Linked DNA regions of Homo sapiens: region 2 is linked to region 1. A link is an interaction called in ENCODE POLR2A ChIA-PET data of the cell type or tissue named here. Cell type or tissue: OCI-LY7. All regions are shown on one strand. Links, peaks and the distances in the headings refer to the core of each region. The heading gives the core; the rest is flanking DNA.

Region 1 (2,921 bases), core at 201-2,700:
TTGACTCTCTTCCTCCAGTGCTCCATCCAACTTCTTTCTTCTTCCTCTTCCCCCTCTCCCTTCTCACCTCCTCTACTGTCCCCTTTTGTCCCCCCTCCTCCTCTTTTATCCTCTTATCTTTTCCTCCCCTTCCCTTACCTCAACTCTCCTTTTCTCATCTTTCATTGAAGAACAGTAATTTTTTTTCCTCTGTAAAGCACTGTCCCAATCTACACCCAGGCTTTGGTATCCACCATTTATCAGACATTTACCTATCAAATGCCTCTGTTCCAAACAAAGATTATTCTTCACCCACAAACAACTGTGGTGCAAAGTATCAGTATGATTTTTTAATTGCCAATTGTTACATCAATAACACATTTTGACATCAGTACATATATGTCAGTCTTTACTCCTGTTTAATTGTTACTCTTTAGCCTGAATTAACACTAAGAAACCTAATACTGGAATTAATCCATATATGGTGATGTGGTTTAGATGTTTGTTGCCTCCAATCTCATGTTGAAATGTAATTCCCAATGTTGGAGGTGGAACCTAATGGGAGGTATTGGATCATGGGACAGATCCTTCATGAATGGCTTAGCACCATCTCCTTCATAATGAATAGGTTCTCACTCTGTCAGTCACCTGAGCTCTGGTTGTTTAAAAGAGCATGGAACTTCCTTCCACTCTCTCTTTCTCCTCTTCTCTCCATGTGACATGCTGGCTCCCATCACCTTCTGCCATGATTGTAAGCTTCTTGAGGCCTCATCAGAAGCAGATACCAGTGCCATGCTTCTGGTAAAGCCTGCAGGATTGTGAGCCAATTAAACCTTTTTTTCTTTATAAATTACCCAGCCTTGGGTATTTTTATATAGCAATGCAAGAATGGACTAACATAGAAAATTGGTACTGGGGAGGAAGGCATTGCTATAAAGATACCTGAAAATGTGAAATTGGCTTTGCAACTGAGTAACAAACAGAGGCTGAAAGAGTTTGGAGGGGTCAGAAGAAGACAGGAAGATGAGGGAAAGTTTGAATGGTTGTGACCAAAATGCTGATAGAAATATGGAAAGTGAGAGCAAAGCTGACAAGGTCTTAGATGGAAATGAGGAAGTTATTGGGAACTGGAGCAAAGGCCACCCTTGTTACACCCTAGCAAAAAAACTTGGCTGTATTGTGTCCATGCTCTAGGAAATTGCAGAAGTTTGAACTTAAGAATGATGATGTAGGGTATCTGGCAGAAGAAATTTCTAAGCAGCAAATTATTCAAGATGTAGCATGGGCCAGGCGCGGTGGCTCACGCCTGTAATCCCAGCACTTTGGGAGGCCAAGGCGGGTGGATCACGAGGTCAGGAGATCGAGACCATCCTGGCTAACACGGTGAAACCCCGTCTCTACTAAAACTACAAAAAATTAGCCAGGCGTGGTGGCGGGCGCCTGTAGTCCCAGCTACTCGGGAGGCTGAGGCAGGAGAATGGCATGAACCTGGGAGGCAGAGCTTGCAGTGAGCCAAGATAGCACCACTGCACTCTAGCCTGGGCAACAGAGCAAAACTCTGTCTAAAAAAAAAAAAAAAAAAAAGATGTAGCATGGCTGCTTCTAAGAGCCTATATCAGATGAAGGAGCAAAGAAATGACTTAAATAAGTTGGAACTTATATATAAAAGGGAAGCAGAGCATAAAAGTTTGGAAAATTTTCTGCCTGGCTCTGTGGTAGAGAAAGAATCCAAGCAGGCTGTGGACCAACCACTTGCTAAAGAGACTGGCATAACTAAAAGGGAGCCAGGTGCTAATATCCATGACAATGGGAAGAAGGACTTAAAGACATTTCAGAAATCTTTGAGGCAGCCCCTCTCATTACAGGTCAGAGGCCTAGGAGGAAAGAATTATTTCAGGGGCCAGGCACAGGGCATTGCTTCCCTGCTCAGTCTTAGGACCCCACTCTCTGCATCCTGGCCACTCCAGCTCCACCCATGGCTCACAGGGCCATAGGTACAGCTCAAGCTGCCACTTTGGAAAGTGCAAACCACTGTAAGCCTTGGCAGCTTCCACATGGTGTTAAGGCTGCAGGTGTACAAAATGCAAGAGTAAAGGAGGCTTGGCAACTCCCACCTAGATTCCAGAGGATATATGGAAAAGCCTAGATGCCCAGGCAGAAGCCTGCAGTAGGGACAGAGTCCCTACAGAGAAATGCTACTAGGGCAGTACTGAGAGGAAATGTGGGGTTTGAGACCCTACAGAGTCCCCAGCAGGACACTGCCTAGTGGAGCTGTAGGAAGAGGGCCACGAACCTCCAGACCTGAGAATGGTAAAGCCACAGCAGCTTGCAAGCTCAGCATGAAAAAGCCACAGGAACTTAACTCCAGCCCATTAGAGCAGCCACAAATTGCATTCTGTAAAGCCATAAGGGCAAAGCTGCCCAAGGCTTTGGGAACCCACATCTTGCACCAGTATGCCCAGGATACAGGACATGGAGGCAAGGGAAATTATTTTGGAATTTAAAGTTTAATGCCTACCCTGCTGGGTTTCAGACTTGCATGGGGCCAATTGCCTCTTTCTTTTGGCTGATTTCTCCCTTTTGGAATAGAGTGTCTACTCAATGCCTCTACCACCATTGTATCTTGGGTGTAAATAACTTGTTTTGACTTCACAGGTTTGTAGGTAAAAAGAACTCAACTTGAGACTCAGATGTGACTTTGGACTTTTGATTGAATTGATGCTGGAATGAGGTAAGGCTTTGGGGGACTGTTAGAAAGGATGAATGTATTTTATAATGTGAGAAGGACATGAGATTTGAGGGGCCAGAAGGGGAATGATATGGTTTGGGTGTTTGACTCCTCCTAATCTCATGTTGAAATGTAATCCTCAATCTTGGAGGTGGGGCCAAGTGGGAGATATTGGATCATGGGGGCAGATCTTTGATGAATGGCATCACCTTCA
Region 2 (2,921 bases), core at 186-2,685, 50 kb before region 1:
TACAAAAACAGAGTAATTAGCCGGACATGATGGCAGGTGCCTATAATGTCAGCTACTCAAGAGGCTGAGGCAGGAGAATCGCTTGAAGCCAGGAGGTGGAGATTGCAGTGAGCCTAGATGGTGCCACTGCACTCCAACCTGGACAACAGAGTGAGACTCCATCTCAAAATAAATAAAATAAAATAAAATCCTACCATCTGCAACATGAATGAACCTGGAAGGCATTATGCCAAGTGAAATATGCCAGAGAAAGACAAATACAACTGGCCCTTGAACAACACAGGTTTGAACTGCACATGTCCATTTACACCCAGATTTTTCTCAACCAAATGCAGATCACATTTGCAGATGTGAAACCCACATATTTGGAGGGCTGAATTTTGGATGCACAGGTTCTGCAGAGTCAACTTCTGGACTTCAGTATGTGCGAATTTTGGTATACATGGGGGTCCTAGAACCAGTCCTCCGAGCATACCAAGGGACAACTATACTGTATGGTAACCAAACTCACAGAAACAGAGAGTAGAATGCTGGTTGCCAGGGATAAGGGGGTAGGTGAAATGGGAAGATGTTGGTTAAAGAACACAAACTTTCTGAGGATCTAATGTACAGCACATGGTGACTATAGCTAATAATACTGGACCTTATACCTGAAATTTGCGAAAGAGCATCTTTTAAGAGTTCTCACCAAAAAAAAAAAAAAAAAAAAAAAAGAAAGTTACTACATAAGGTGATGGATTTACTGAGATTAAAGATTATTCCCAGTTGAAATGTGGGCTGGGCTCAGTGGCTCATGCCTGTAAGCCCAGCACTTTGGGAGGCCAAGGCAGGCAGATCACTTGAGGTCAGAAGTTTGAGACTAGACTGGCCAACATAGCGAAACTGCGTCTCTACTAAAAATACAAAAACTACTGAGTGTGGTGGCGTGTGCCTATAATTCCAGCTACTCGGGGGGCTGAGGCTTGAACCCAGGAGGTGGAGGTTGCAGTGAACTGCCATCTTGCCACTGCACTCCAGCAGTGATAGGTGATGGAATGAGACACTGTCTCAAAAAAATAAAAAAAAGGAAAAAAGAAATGTGTTGTTTTCAGAGAAGCATTTACAAAACACGCCCCTACATCTTCTCCCTTAATCATTTAAAACAAAACACAAGTTACAAAAATAAAGATTTTGATTTTGTTTTATAAGGTACAAAATGTAGCAGTTCCAACACTGGAATTTGGAAGCTGTTTTTGTCTTTGATACCACAACATGGATTAAATTTCAAATTAATGTATATAATCCCATAGAGCCCAACATAATTAAGTCATTTAAAAGTCTGATAAAACATGCTTTTTAATTTTAAACATAATTAATAATTTAGTCATTTTTCAGTGTAAAAAAGTCAAAATTTATCTTGATATATTATTAATATTAATAACTTTAAAATACAACTTTTAACAATGTACTGATCCATAATAAAGTATTTGTTACTTCAAGTTTCTTTTTCATCATATATCATACAAAATGACGAAAACTTTTTAAATTTCCTGAAGGGGTTCAAGAGATTCTTCATTATTGTGAAAGACACTCACAGGTAAAAACATAATCTGTGATGTATGATTCCACTTATATATGATGCCTAGAGTAGTCAAATTCATAGAGACAGAAATAGAATGGTGCGGCAGGGGGCAGTGGCTCATGCCTGTAATCCCAGCACTTTCGGAGGCAAAGGTGAGCAGATCACTTGAGCTCAGGAGTTCAAGACCAGCCTGGCCAACATGGTGAAACCCTGTCTCTACTAAAAACCCTGTCTCTACTAAAAATACAAAAAAATTAACCAGGCATGGTGGCAGGCACCTATAATCCCAGCTACTCAGGAGGCTGAGGCAGGAGAATCGCTTGAACCTGGGAGGTGGAGGTTGCAGTGAGCCAAGATCGTGTCACTGCACTCCAGCCTGGATGACAGAGTGAGACTCCACCTCAAAAAAACAAACAAGGGCTGGACGCGGTGGCTCACGCCTGTAATCCCAGCACTTTGGGAGGCTGAGGTGGGTGGATCACGAGGTCAGGAGATCGAGACCATCCTGTCTAACATGGTGAAATCCCATCTCTACTAAAAAGTACAAAAAATTAGCCGGGCGTGGCAGCGGGCGCCTGTAGTCCCAGCTACTCGGGAGGCTGAGGCAGGAGAATGGCGTGAACCCGGGAGGTGGAGCTTACAGTGAGCCGAGATCGCGCCACTGCTCTCCAGCCTGGGTGACAGAGTGAGACTCCGTCTCAAAAAAAACAAAACAAAAAAAAAAAAAAAGAGAAAGACAATGGTGGTTGCCAGGATGTTGGGGAATGGGATAATGGTGAATTAGTACTTGATGGGTAGACAGTTTCAGTTTGGGAAGATGCAAAGGTTCTGGAGATGGATAGCGGTATAATCGCAGAACGGTTAAGAATGTACTTAATGACACACAACTATACACTTAAAAAATGGTTAAGATGGTAAATGTTATGCCTATTTTATCACTATTTTAAAAAATTATCTAGGCCAACCCCTCCTCATTTTACAAACAACGTCCAAGTTCACATAGCTACTCAATTACAAAGACAATTTAATTCTATTTCTACTAATAACACTGCCCCTAAATTATTTCTAGGCTATAATAAAAAAAGACACTGCTAGAGACAAAGTGGCTAAAAGGAGGTAAATGACAAAAAAAAATTGTACAGAAAAAATAATTTACAATTACAATTAAAATGGGCAGTCAGATATGCTTTTTTCTTTTTTTTTTTTTTTTTTTTTTTGAGACAGAGTCTTGCTCTGTTACCCAGGCTGGAGTTCAGTGGCACAATCCTGGCTCACTGCAGCCTCCGCCTCCTGAGCTCAAGCGATTCTCCTGTCTCAGCCTCCCGAGAAGCTGGGACTACGGCCACGCGCCACCACGCCC

Evidence for each region. ChIA-PET counts read pairs that join two places held together with the same protein. Peaks named below come from ENCODE experiments on the same cell type or tissue, not always from the same donor. Only the 100,000 strongest peaks of a DNase experiment are listed, where the experiment ranks them.
Region 2: POLR2A ChIA-PET joins it to region 1 with 11 read pairs; 14 of 35 experiments call an interaction of 5 or more read pairs at or near these places.

What each region holds. Positions count from the first base shown.
Region 1 is chr11:102,301,854-102,304,774 of GRCh38, reverse strand. No RefSeq gene overlaps it. Among named protein-coding and RNA genes, the nearest start is that of BIRC3, 14 kb to the left of the region's middle. In OCI-LY7, for the core only: no CTCF peak of the experiment used is centred there; a DNase peak (open chromatin) is centred at 1,608.
Region 2 is chr11:102,351,472-102,354,392 of GRCh38, reverse strand. The region is part of intron 3 of BIRC2 (baculoviral IAP repeat containing 2); the gene reads right to left. Among named protein-coding and RNA genes, the nearest start is that of BIRC2, 5.7 kb to the right of the region's middle. In OCI-LY7, for the core only: no CTCF peak of the experiment used is centred there; no DNase peak of the experiment used is centred there.